Linked DNA regions of Homo sapiens: region 2 is linked to region 1. A link is a contact called in ENCODE Hi-C or POLR2A ChIA-PET data. All regions are on one chromosome and are shown on one strand. Each heading gives the region's core, a stretch centred on a gene start or an enhancer-like site at or near the end of the contact. The rest is flanking DNA. Distances are from core to core; before and after follow the strand shown. Region 1 holds the start of SENP3 (SUMO specific peptidase 3). Region 2 holds the start of SHBG (sex hormone binding globulin).

What was found. Hi-C counts contacts between places; a loop is a spot of excess contacts on that map. ChIA-PET counts read pairs that join two places held with the same protein, here RNA polymerase II (POLR2A). Pooled maps may share reads with other maps.
Region 2: a map of tibial artery shows a loop between it and region 1 (3-fold over the local background). The contact joins the promoter of SHBG here to the promoter of SENP3 in region 1. A Hi-C loop is called at or near these places in 1 of 168 maps with a recorded cell type or tissue (tibial artery), 1 of 37 single-sample maps with no recorded cell type and 10 of 50 pooled maps. POLR2A ChIA-PET finds 5 or more read pairs at or near these places in 24 of 52 experiments (A549, AG04449, AG04450 and 19 more).

The regions. Positions count from the first base shown.
Region 1 is chr17:7,558,285-7,563,250 of GRCh38, reverse strand. It overlaps SENP3 (SUMO specific peptidase 3), which reads right to left and starts at 1,332. Exons shown (of 11, transcript NM_015670.6): 1 at 988-1,332; 2 at 1-185. The coding sequence starts at 174. It overlaps TNFSF12-TNFSF13 (TNFSF12-TNFSF13 readthrough), which reads right to left. Exons shown (of 11, transcript NM_172089.4): 7 at 3,549-3,627; 8 at 3,358-3,405; 9 at 3,084-3,202; 10 at 2,763-2,901; 11 at 1,650-2,527. The coding sequence ends at 2,418. TNFSF13 (TNF superfamily member 13) reads right to left here and starts at 4,501. Exons shown (of 6, transcript NM_003808.4): 1 at 3,954-4,501; 2 at 3,549-3,627; 3 at 3,358-3,405; 4 at 3,084-3,202; 5 at 2,763-2,901; 6 at 1,650-2,527. The coding sequence starts at 4,211. The coding sequence ends at 2,418. It overlaps SENP3-EIF4A1 (SENP3-EIF4A1 readthrough (NMD candidate)), which reads right to left and starts at 1,259. Exons shown (of 22, transcript NR_037926.1): 1 at 988-1,259; 2 at 1-185. RefSeq lists enhancers at 1-562, 1,829-2,078, 4,453-4,502, 4,958-4,966 and a silencer at 1,189-1,268.
Region 2 is chr17:7,628,480-7,635,634 of GRCh38, reverse strand. It overlaps SHBG (sex hormone binding globulin), which reads right to left and starts at 5,500. Exons shown (of 8, transcript NM_001040.5): 1 at 5,352-5,500; 2 at 5,128-5,219; 3 at 4,766-4,955; 4 at 4,274-4,435; 5 at 3,887-4,046; 6 at 3,620-3,756; 7 at 2,676-2,883; 8 at 2,263-2,431. The coding sequence starts at 5,462. The coding sequence ends at 2,283. RefSeq lists an enhancer at 2,920-3,009.

The DNA of each region.
Region 1 (4,966 bases), core at 83-2,582:
CACTGTGGTCCCTGACCCAGGATCTGGCCCAAACCCTCCACCTGACTTGAGTCGGGGTTTGGGAGGTGGGGGCCAACGAAGACGCTCCCGCCTGGGACTTGAGTAAGCTGGGGGTATGCCGGGTCCAGGAGGCTCAGGCCCCCAGGACCCGGTCCCTTGTATAGTCTCTTTCATCTTCCAGTACCCTGAAAAACAAAAGATCAGGGTATCAAAATCTAAGCATCACCCCACCGCAGATCCTGCCTCTCTTCCTGGCCATGCCTCCTCTGGATTCAGATGCAAATAAAGAAAAGAGGAAAAAACGCAAAACTCCTAACTTAAGATCTTCCCGGTTAACGCGGTCCACAAGGGGCCCTTCAGGGTCTGTGCCATCATCTCTCCCCAGTCCAGAGACAAGGGAAAATGGCTAAGCAGCAGGCCTCAGAGATCTTATTTCTAAGATCACCAGGCCAAACCCAATAGCACTGCCAGGTTCTACGTCTTTATTTTAATACCACCAGGGCTGTCCTTTGAGGGCCCAACAAGGGCAGTTTCTTTCCTCAGGGACATGATAACCGTGGTACTTGAGGAGAATGCAACTTGCACGTGGAAACTGGACTGGAATGGGAGACAGTTCTCTAACACCCTGGATGAACGGGGGGCATGGGAAGGCTGCGGTCATCTCAAGTGCAGATGCCAGGGATATGGTTCAGGGGGCAGAGGCTGATAAACGGGGAAGAACTTTGAAGGAAACTTAAAGAGAACCGAATCAAGACGCTGGGACAGAACGGAGCGCACAAGCCAGGCCGGCCCAGCCCCCTCCTACTTCATCCTCGGGGACCAGAATGCAACCCGGCACCAGTCCGGTCCCACGAGCTTGGATGGCTCGGCGCACACGGGCCTTAAGAAGCCCCTATGCGGGCCTCTGGGCCCCGGTTCGGTGGGAGCGAGGCCCAGGAATGGGAGAGGCCAAGGCAGGGCTGGGGGGAGGGGAGGGGGCGTCCTCACCGGGAGCGGGGAAGCCGGGCGGACGGGCCCGAAGGCGGGCGTCTCCGGCCTCAAGCTTCCCGGCTCATCTCTCCGGCGACGGCGGCGGCCCCGCCACTCCTGCTGTCTTTAGGCGCAGCCGTCTCAATTCAGGATTCCAACGCTTCTGGGCCGCGTGCCGCGCCGCCGAGCACCCCGCCGCGCCGCCTCTGGCTCTGCTTCAGCTTCAGCTTCCACCTCCACCTCCACCTCCGCCACCGCCGCCACCAGCGCCACCGCCGCCGCCGCCACTCCTCCCCCCCTCCTCCTTCCCCTCCCGCGAGCCCCGGGCCCACCGGCAGCGGTGGCGCACGATTAGTACGTCACACCCGGCGAAGAGCGCCGGCGCGGCCACCAAGCGCGCGGTCCCGTCTACCCGAGGACGCCGGCGCCACGGGACTGGCCAGCCCAGAGCGCTACGCGAGGCTGCGCCTGCGCACATCCGCCGCCCGGCCGCGCGTGGCGGCCCCGCCACTTTCCCTTTTGCGCCGCGCTCTGTCTTCTCCGCGCTCGCGGGCCTGACCCTAGCGGCATCCCCAGTACCTTGATCCGGCGGGGGGCGCGCCACAGGAGAGCCAGGAGGGCGGGAGATCCCCGTACGAGGACCGGGCTGAGGCGAGGCAGTGGGGGAAATGGAGCCGGGGTATCATTCATTCTATTTTATTTAACTTTAAGCAGGGCTTGATCAGAAAGAAGAGCTCAGAGGAGTGAGGCAACACCAACACCAGGGCGTACGATACACCCGAGGCTCCTCCGACACCAGTTCCAGCCCGGAAGGGCTTGGAATGGCCTGCCACGCCGGGGCAATGGAGCGCGTGAAAGCCAAACCTTGGGACCCGAAGAGTAATTTGACTGCGAAGGCACCGTCATCGTCGGGCACCCCCTGTAGACGGGCGCATAATAGCTACATCTCTGGAGATAGTGATGGAAACTGGGGTCCGATAGATGGAGAGAAGGACGTAGGATAAGGCTTCTTGTGGGGTGAAGAGGCAGAGGGCACCTGGAGAGAGGTGTGGCATGGAGAACCAGGGGTTTTCCCTAGCAGAGGGCGGCTTCGTGGACTTCGGCCAACCGGCGGGTGCTTCCCTCGAGCGGCCGCTAGATGGTGGTGCTGTTCTGGATGCTTCCAGTGGGCCCCGACCAGGTCTGGACAATGCCTGGCGCCCGTCCCCCGCCCCTCATCTACACACACGCAAGAATTCGGAGCTCCATGGGGAACAGAAGCAAGATATCCGTAAAATCAAAGTCTAGGGGGTGGGAATGAAAAGGGAAAAGTGAGGAACGGGGAGCCAAACCCAGGAAGACGCCTCTGTTCCTGCACATTCCCTCTCCTTTATATACTCAGCTCTTGGCTGTCTCCAGTATGTACCCACCCTGGTCTTCCAAGCTGGGAGCCACTTTTTATAACACAATCACAGTTTCACAAACCCCAGGAAGGTTCCATGTGGAGAGAGGTTAAGTTTCGCCCTTGCCCGGGGAATTATGACACTCAGAATATCCCCTTGGTGTAAATGGAAGACACCTGAGAAAAGAGAGAAAGTAGATTCGCAGTGAAGCACAGCCATCCAGATGCCCTGTTTCCCCCTGCCTTCTCCAGCTCCACCGTTCCTCTGCCTCCTGTAAGGACCCGGCATTCTGCACTTCACTCCTCAGACCCGCCTCTGTTTAGGTTTCCAACCTCCCTCCTAGCGGTAGCTCCCTGCACTGCTACCCCCGGTCAGAGACGTCCTGCTTTCGGCTGCCCACACGGCTCTCACCTGCGCTATAGCAGCTGTTGTAGGCCCGGTCCGGGTGGGAGGGCATACTTCTTATACATCGGAATAGAGTCTCCTGCCTTCCTTGGCCTTCTCGAGACACCACCTGACCCATGGTGAAAGTCACGTCTTGAAACAGGACCTGGCAGGGAAGGGAGATGTTGAAGAAAACAGGATGGCCTGGCTCAGTTCTGGGAGGCCTCAGGAGCGCTAACGAGGGAAGAAAGAAGGGTCTGCTGGGTTTGGTATGAATAGAGGGGTCAGGAACCCTCAGTAGGGGGCCAAAGAGGCCCTCTGTGAAGCTCAGAGTGTGGCTGGGGTTACCTGGCTATACAGCAGATAAACTCCAGCATCCTGGATTCGGACACCATATCCTTGGGCCTGTAGGCCTCTCCCACGCCTAAGAGCTGGTTGCCACATCACCTCTGTCACATCGGAGTCATCTGGAGGTGAGAGTGTGTCGGTCAGGACTTCTTGGCACTCTCAGGTGCTTTTTGGTTCTTTCCCTTTCACCTATAAGGACCCCTTGAGCCCAAGTGCCAGCCCGAGTTCCTGGTTATTGCCCCTCCCCAAAGCCATTATTTAAAATAGTGCTCACCCTTGGAGGTGGCGTTAATGGGAACCAGGTGCAGGACAGAGTGCTGCTCTGAGGAGAGAAGGAGGGAATCTCAGCCGCATCCACTTTCCCCCGTTGTGCTGTTGGCAGCCTCCACCCTCACCCTGACTCGGGCTTACAATCCCCACGCTGCTTGATCACCTCCCACCCCTGCTGCACCCTGGAAGCCTCACTCTTCTGTTTTTGGGTGAGCACTGCTCTCCTTTTCCGGGATCTCTCCCCATTCTCCCAGGCTTCCAGGGCATCGGAACTCTGCTCATGGAAAGAGGGTCAAGGTTAGGTTAAGATGCGAGGGTCCCAGCCAGCCTGCCTTCCCAGCCCTCCCCTGCCCCCGAGATGCCTCAGATCTCTCACGCACCTTTTCCCAGCACCCTGAGTGTTGGTGCTGGCTGCCCTCCAGGATTTGTTAGGTATGAGAAGCATTAACCTTTAACAGTTTCCTTTCCTGGAATGGCCGCGCCCCTGACTTCCAAACCGGAGACCCTCTCTTGCACCCCCTTGAAACTTTGCAGACCAGGAGGCCCAGAGACCCCCCATGCTAACCATCCTCTCCCAGACACCCTCCTCCCCTCACTCACCTGCTCCGGGAGACTCTGCCAGGGATACCCTTCCCCATTCTGGGAGGGGCCTCCTGTCCCCTGCAGCCGGCTCACCTCTCTCCTGAGGCTCTGCAGCTCTGTTTGTTGGGTCAGCAGAGCCATGGCACAAGCCACGGCCCCCAGAGCTGCCCCCCAACTCAACCAGAGGGCAACTGAGAGTGCCGGCTCTCTGACTGGGCCCCCCATGTTGCCTGGAGGCCCTTTGGGGGCTAGCAAGAAAGGAGATGAGGCTGGCATGAGCTGGGGACCCTGCCAACAGCTGTGGTTTCAAGAGTGGGGTAGCAAGGAGGTGGCGGGGCGGGTAAGGGTACGGGCAGTGGTGCAGAAGGGAAGAAGGTTGTTACGCAAGGAGAAATAAAAAGGAACTTGAAAATAAAAAGGAGGGAGGAGGAAAGCAAGCTAAGGGTACTGTTAGTGCTCCTGGCACTCCGTCGTGGGGCCAGCGTTGCCTTGAGACCCTCCACCCTCCCTCAGCCTCAGGAGAATTAGGTTCCAGTCCCTCTAGGAAGGACAGGGCTGCCAGTGACACCCAGGAGGAACAGGCAGTGCGCAGGAACCCTGGGGCGGCCCCAGGGTTGGGGGAGGGAAGGTTGGCTGGCTAGAGGGCATTGTGCCAGGAGCAGGATGGGGGGCCAAGCTGGGCAGTGTCCAGGGTCAGGGCGAGGGTGGAAGACCCTCGGGGTCAAGCACAGCAGAGATCGCTGGGGCAGTTCACTAGGGGTGACTGAAGGTGGGAAAGGAGGGGTGGGCTCGATGGGGAGGAGAACCAGGGGCACGGAAGCAAGAAACTGGCTGAGTTCTGGGGTTAAGGCTGGGCCGGGTGTGTTGGAATAAGGCCTGCACTACTCCCTGTGCTGAAATTGGCAAGCAGGACTTCCTGTTTCCCGAGAAAAGCTCTTACATAAGGCTCTGGACGAAGAGACAAAGCAGCGGCCTCAAGCCCCCCGGCCACTGCGGGATTCCTCCCCAGCACACAGGGTTCCGGGTTCCCG
Region 2 (7,155 bases), core at 4,251-6,750, 68 kb before region 1:
TGCTGAAGACTCCACTACCAACACTGCTGGCTGGGTGGAGGCAGTTGTAGATCCTGAGAGGGTCTATAGGGTCAAGATTAGGAGAGGTAGAAGGTGGGGCTTGGGATTTGTGTCTTCTACCCTACAGACTCCCCAGGGCCTCCTTACCCTGGAGTCATTTAGGTCCCGGCTGATCTCTGCAGAAGGGGACAGCAGCTCCAGTGAGTGACTCAGCCTGCTGCCTGGGTTACTGGTGAAAAGATTCTTGTAAGAAATTAGGAGTCTTGGACACTGGGATTCTCATGGGGTCTGGAGATGGAGGATGCTTTAACCTAATGGTTCTTTTTAAGTTTTTTTTTGTTTTGTTTTGTTTTTTTGAGACAGAGTCTCACTCTGTCACCCAGGTTGGAGTGCAGTGGCGCAATCTCGGCTCACTGCAACCTCCACCTCCCAGGTTCAAGCAATTCTCCTGCCTCAGCCTCCCGAGTAGCTGGGATTACAGGCGCCCACCATCATGCCCAGCTAATTTTTGTATTTTTAGTAGAGACGGGATTGCACTATGTTGGCCAGATTGGTCTCAAACTCCTGACTTCAGGTGATCCGCCCACCCCGGCCTCCCAAAGTGCTGGGATTAAAGGTGTGAGCTACCACACCTGGCTGACCTAATAGTTCTTGAGAGGAAAGAGGATGGGGGGCTTTAGCCCCAGGGCTCCTTAGTAGGCTGGGAGCTTTGGGCTAGGACACAAGGGTTCCTAAGAGGGCAGAAGACTGGGAGCTGAGGGGTAGGGGCTATGGGCTTGGATACGAGGGTTCCCCAGGGAGGGATGCTGGGCACCAGCATTCTCTAGAGGTCTGTGGTTGAGAGCTGGGTCACCGTATTCTTTGAGGGGAGAGATATTCCCAAATCTGTCTGTTTTTCCCAGCTGGGACCAGCACAAGCCAGTTCTTGCTTAATGGAGTAGAGACAAATTTGTCTGGGAAGGCAGCAAGTGGACCAAGACTAGGAGAGAGAGAGAGAGACGCGACTTTCTCCCTCTGCTCTCCTCCCTTTTTCTTTCTCCCTGCCTCCACCCCTTTTTCCAGAACCCCTACCCACATCTCTCTGTGACCCTCTCACGCCCCCTGCTGCTTCTTCCCTGGGCAGCAATGGCCAGTCCAAGGACCAGATGACTGAGATGTCAAAATCCCATCTCTTCCCTTCCTCCTGATCTCTCTGGACCAGCCACAGAGGCAGGAAACTGGTCTCAAAGGGAGTAGCTTCTGCGGAACCAGGTGGGTCCTGGCTTCCAGAAAGTGACCTGTATCCAGAGTATGTCTGTCTGTCGGGGTTTTTGCTGGGATCTCAGCCTAAGAAGTCCTCATTTCCAGCCGGACGCAATGGCTCACGCCTGTAATCCCAGCACTTTGGGAGGCCGAGGCAGGAGGATCACCCGAGGTCAGGAGTTCTAGACCAGCCTGGCCAACATGGTGAAACCCCACCTCTACTAAAAATACAAAAAATTAGCTGGGGGTGGTGGTGCACGCCTGTAATCCCAGCTACTCGGGAGGCTGAGGCAAAAGAATCGCTTGAACCCGCGAGGCGGAGGTTGCAGTGAGCCGAGATCACGCCATTGCACTCCAGCCTGGGCAACAAGAGCGGGAAACTCCATCTCAAAAAAAAAAAAAAAAAGAAGTCCTCATTTCCTTAGAGAAACTCTCCTTGACGCTCAGACTAAGTTAAGGCCTCCTAGTCTCCATGTTTTCTATTTTTTCTTTTTTCTTTTTTTTTGAGATGGACTCTTGCTCTGTTGCCCAGGCTGGAGTGTAGTGGCGCGATCTCGGCTCACTGCAAGCTCCGCCTCCCGGGTTCACACCATTCTCCTGCCTCAGCCTCTCGAGCAGCCGGGACTACAGGCGCCCGCCACCATGCCCAGCTAATTTTTTTGTATTTTCAGTAGAGACGGGGTTTCACCGTGTTAGCCAGGATGGTCTCGATCTCCTGACCTTGTGGTCCGCCCGCCTCTGCCTCCCAAAGTGCTGGGATTACAGGCGTGAGCCACCACGCCCGGCCAGTCTCCATGTTTTCACAACTCTCCAATTCTTCTTTATCAGTGCTTCCAACTATCCACTTATTAGTTAGCCTTTGATGGATGTCTGCTTCCCTATGGGACTGTGGGCACCAAGAGGGTAGGAACCAGAGTGTTTTTGCTCATTAAGACAACTCAATACTTGGCACAGTGCCTGGTACATTGCTAGTGCACAGTGAATATTTGTTGAATAAATGAATAATCAGTAACTTTCAAAGGGGGTTCTTAGGTGGAGCTTTAATGGGAAGCGTCAGTGCCATTGCCTGGGCTCTGGGGGCAGCTGTGAGTCCAGATCTCATGGCTTCTGTTCAGGGCCTGGTCCACATCCAGCCTCTGACCTTGTGCCCAAAGGCCATTCAGGCAAAAAGAGGTGGAAGAGTCTTCTCCTAGAGGGAGGTAGTGCAAAGGTGGCATTAGAGCATTAAGGTGGCTCGGATCCAGAATCTTCTCCCCACTTTTCCACTCCTCCAACCTGAGTTTGCAAAAGCACTACCTTCCACTGCCCCCATATCTTCTTCTTGTGGCCTATTCTTCTTCCCTCCCAGAGGTTTCCTTCCCCTCAAAATGTGCCGCCTCCCTTGAGCTGTTTCCAATGTTGTGCTCATGAACTTGAACATCATTCTCTCTTACCTGGTAAAGCCCCCAGGAAGAGACGCCCTTGAGGCTTGGCCCAGAGGTTAAGGAGGGGAGCCAGGCCTAAGGGAGGCAGGGCAAGGGCCTTCATCTTCGACCCTTGGCTCAAGACCACCCTGGACATACTCAGCTTCAGCTGAAGAGGGAGTCCCAAGACCAGGGGCAGATCCAGCCCTGGCCCCGACCCAGAAGACAACACCACCTTCTGCAGAGTGTGTGGGAAAGGGACGGTAGAGAGAGAGGGAAGAATGAGCCGGGCCTACTGCCTGTGGCCTCACCCCTAGCTGCCTTAATTCTGCCTCTTCGCTATGCCTCCACCTACTGGCCATTCTCACCACTTAAATCCTGCCCCAATTTTTTTTGGCTTGACCCTTTTTGAAACCACACCTGCCCCAAGTAAATATGCAGTCTAAGTCAAAACTGTTTGCTTGCTGTGGGGAGCTTCAAGATATGTCCCTCGCCCCTACCACCCACCTGAGTGCCATCCATAAGCCTTATTTTTATTTTTATTTTTTTGAGACAGGGTCTCACTGTGGCCCAGGTCAGAGTGCAGTGGCACATCATAGCTCACTGCAGCTTCAAACTCCTGGGCTCAAGTGAACCTCCTGCCTCAGGCTCCTAAATAGCTAGGGCAGCAGACATGTGCTACCATGCCTGGCTAATTTTTTTTTTTTTTTAGACAGAGGTCTCTGCTATGTTGCCCAGGCTGGTGTCAAACTCCTGGCCTCAAGTGATCCTCTGGTCTTGGCCTCCAGCACCTGGGATTACAGGCAAGCACCACCATGCCTGGCTAATTATTAATGAAAAACAATTCTGTGGAGCCAGTCTTGTTATGTTCCCTGGGCTGGAAACCTTCCTAATATTGACATGTTGGACTCCCCTCTTCCCTCATTGCTCCAGGCTCCACTGAATACAGGCAATGCCCCACTGTCCCCCTTTACTTGATCTTGGAGGTGGAGACTGAGCCAAGATGGGTTCTCTGGTGTCCCAAGAGCAAGGAGGTGGCCTGAGCCTGCTGCCTGCTTGAGTCCCAGGTCCAAAGAGAAGGCCCAGGGCTCTGCATGAGGCTGGGGAATGTCTGTGGGGAGAAATGATTATCCTGAGGCCTCAAAGCTGGGGTCTCAAGGAGGAAAGGGGCCAGTGGTAGAGGGGGACAGAGGCAGGCTGAGCTGGCCAGGGTGGGAAAAATAGACTCCGAGGAAATCTACCTCGGAGATTGAATTCTGCCTGAGTCCCTGGAGGGAGAAATATCCCGGGATTTGATTCTACATCACAGCTTCTGAGGCTAGTGGGGGCAGATGCTGAGATCTCGGCCTGTTTGTCCAGCCAGGAATCCCGGCGCAGGCAGCCATCCAGGGCAGGAACCAGCTGGAGTGTGACAGAGATAAGATACGGGGATGTAGAAATCAGGGCATCGGAGCCGCAGTCCCGACCTCCCTGCCCTCAGTTGACTCCCCTCTGAGCATTTGGCCTCCCCCTTGCAGCTCTCAACCCTTCCCTTCTCCCTAAAAGTGTGGACTTAGATTCCCACGGCCAGCCACCCAGCAGTGCTTTACCAAGTCTTGGCTAGGGTTCCACCCCTGGGGTGTAGTTACCGGCAACCGAAGGTTGGAAGCGGGGAAGAGCAGCCCCCCAAGCGCAATCCTCATGATGGGATGGCGTTTGCTGGTCAGGGGCCCAGAGACCTGTCTCAGGCGCAGCACCTCCTCCCCATCCACCTCCAGCAGCACAGAGTCCCCCTCCATCTTGACTTCCACCTGCAGGAAGGTGGGAAGCAAAATCAGAGGCCCCTGGGATCTGTTTCTGCCACCTTCCTGTGAGGCAGCCTAGTACTATAGTGGAAAGAACATGCCTTAAAGAAGCAGCTAGCATCCTTGGCCTTGGGTCACTCAGCTCTTGTCACTTATATACTGACTGAGCCTTAGAATTCCCATCAGAAAAGATGGGGCCAAGAATAGCTACTTTGTGGGGGTTCGTGTGGATTAAACGAGATGACAGTGGTAGAGGGATGCCCAATAACTTGGTTTTGTTCCCTTTCCTCAGACCAGCTCCAGACATCCCTCCCCTGAGGACCAGAGCTAGCTTACCTGGTGCCATCTCCCATCATCCAGCCGTGGTCCAGCACCCACCGTAAGCTGGGCCCAGTGATTGTGCAGTTGGATCTCAGGCCTGCCGTCTCGAAGTCCCAGCATAAACCAGTCATCCTTAGGGTTGGTATCCCCATAAAAAATCACTCCCTCTGGGTCCCAGGTTCGAACCTCAAAGGAGGAGGAGGTTCTGGAAGGACACAGAAGGAAAGATTGTGTATGTCATGTGTCCTTTGAGAACCAGTGTGGGTTTGGGGGAGATGGTGTTCACAGATAAGGAAAGGAAGACAGGGAAAAGAGAAGAGCTGATGGAGAGAGGGCAGAACCAGGGGACTGGGTCAAGGGCTAGGCCAACCCCATACTTTGTGATCTTGGTGAGGTCAAAGGTCATGACAGCGATAGGCTCTTGTCCTGGGCCATTGCTGAGGTGGACAGCCGGAGGGTCGTGGGCACTCTATCAGAAAGAGAAAACAAACAAAGCTGAGTAGGGACATGTCAGAGACAGACAGAGGGAGAGGCCCTGCTACAGGGCCAGAGGAGAGAAGGGAAGACTGCATGAGCTGAGTGCCCTGTCCCGCTCCTGCACCTGGGTGGGGAGAACAGGTCTCAGGGCCCATCCCTGGCGGGTGTGACGCAGTAGTAGCAACAGCAGCAACAGCAGCAGGCGCGAGGTAGCCAGTGGGCCTCTGCTCTCCATAATCAGCCACTGTCCACTCGGCGGCTCAGACAACTCTTGGGAGAATGTGTAGAGGCAGGCAGCCTTGCGTGTGGGCGGTGGAGGGTTAAAGGTTGCCCGGGGAGGAGGGGGTAAAGGAAACAGGGGCACTGACCCTTGACCCCTGCCCAGGGGCCCAGTCACAAGACTCAGCTATCACCCCTCTGGGGATCAATGGGGTGAAGGACAGAGTCCCCTCCACTATCATCCTCCACTGCCGAGAAAGTTTCTGAACTGGGAGAGGATATTCCATCTCCCCTCTCCTCCTCTAGGGCCTGATCTAGGTCCTCCAAGATTTCTGTCCACTCGGGGAGCCTGCATTCACAGGCCTGAGGTCTAGAAACAGTCCTCCCCTGCGTCCCAAGTAGCATCCTGTATCAGGACTAGAAATGAGATAATGGAATCCTAAATTTCTAGCTGAGTGACCTTGGGCAAGTCACTTCACCTCTGTGCTTCAGTGTCCTTGTCTGTAAAATGAGGAAAATAATACTTTACGGGGTGACTGTGAAAGAGGGTTCATTGAGAAAATGCAGGCACAGTGCCTGGCATCTGGTCTGAACTCCTCCCCCAGTCTTTTCCCAGGCCTCTGAGGCCTGTCTCCCAAGAAGGTATTGTCTGTGTGTATGATTCAGTGAATATTAAGAAGGGACCTGCCCCCCGCCTCTCAGTTATCTTCCCTTATCCATTTATTACAGGGCCTAAACAGTCTAGCAGTAGAAATCACCCACTCCCTGACCCATTTTATTTTATTTTATTTTATTTTATTTTATTTTATTTTAGACAGAGTCTTGCTCTATCACCCAGGCTGGAGTGCAGTGGCGTGATCTCGGCTCACTGCTGCCTCTGCCTCTCGAGTTCAAGCGATCCTCCTGTCTCAGCCTCCTTAGTAGTTGGGACTACAGGTGCACGCACCACCACGCCCAGCAAATTTTTTTGTGTTTTTAGTAGAGACGGGGATTTCACCACGTTGCCCAGGCTGATCTCGAACCTCTGACCTGAAATGATCCGCCCACCTCAGCCTCCCAAAGTACCTGGATTACAGGCATTAGCCACAAGGCCCGACCCTCCCTGACGCATTTTATTTTATTTATTTATTTTGAGATGGAGTTTCGCTTTTGTTGCCCAGGCTGGAGTGCAATGGCACGATCTCGGCTCACTGTAACCTCCACCTCCCAGGTTCAAGCGATTCTCCTGTCTCAGCCTCCCGAGTAGCTGGGAGTAAAGGCATGCGCCACCACACCTGTCTAATTTTTGTATTTTTAGTAGAGACGGGGTTTCACCATGTTGGTCAGGCTGGTCTCAAATTCCTGATCTCAGGTGATCCGCCTGCCTCTGCCTCCCAAAATGCTGGGATTACAGGTGTGAGCCACTGTGCCCACCCCATGACCCATTTTAAAATGCAAATGACAGACCGGGCTTGGTGGGTCACATCTGTAATCCCAGCACTTTAGAAGGCTGAGGCGGGCAGATCACTTGAGGTCAGGAGTTCCAGACCAGCCTGGCCAACATAGTGAAACCCCGTCTCTACTAAAAATACAAAAATTAGCCAGGTATGGTTGCCCATGCCTGTAATCCCAGCTACTCCGAGGGTGAGGCAGGAGAATCGCTTGAACCCAGGAGGGAGAGGTTGCAGTGAGCCGAGATCGCGCCACTGCACTCCAGCCTGAGTGACAGA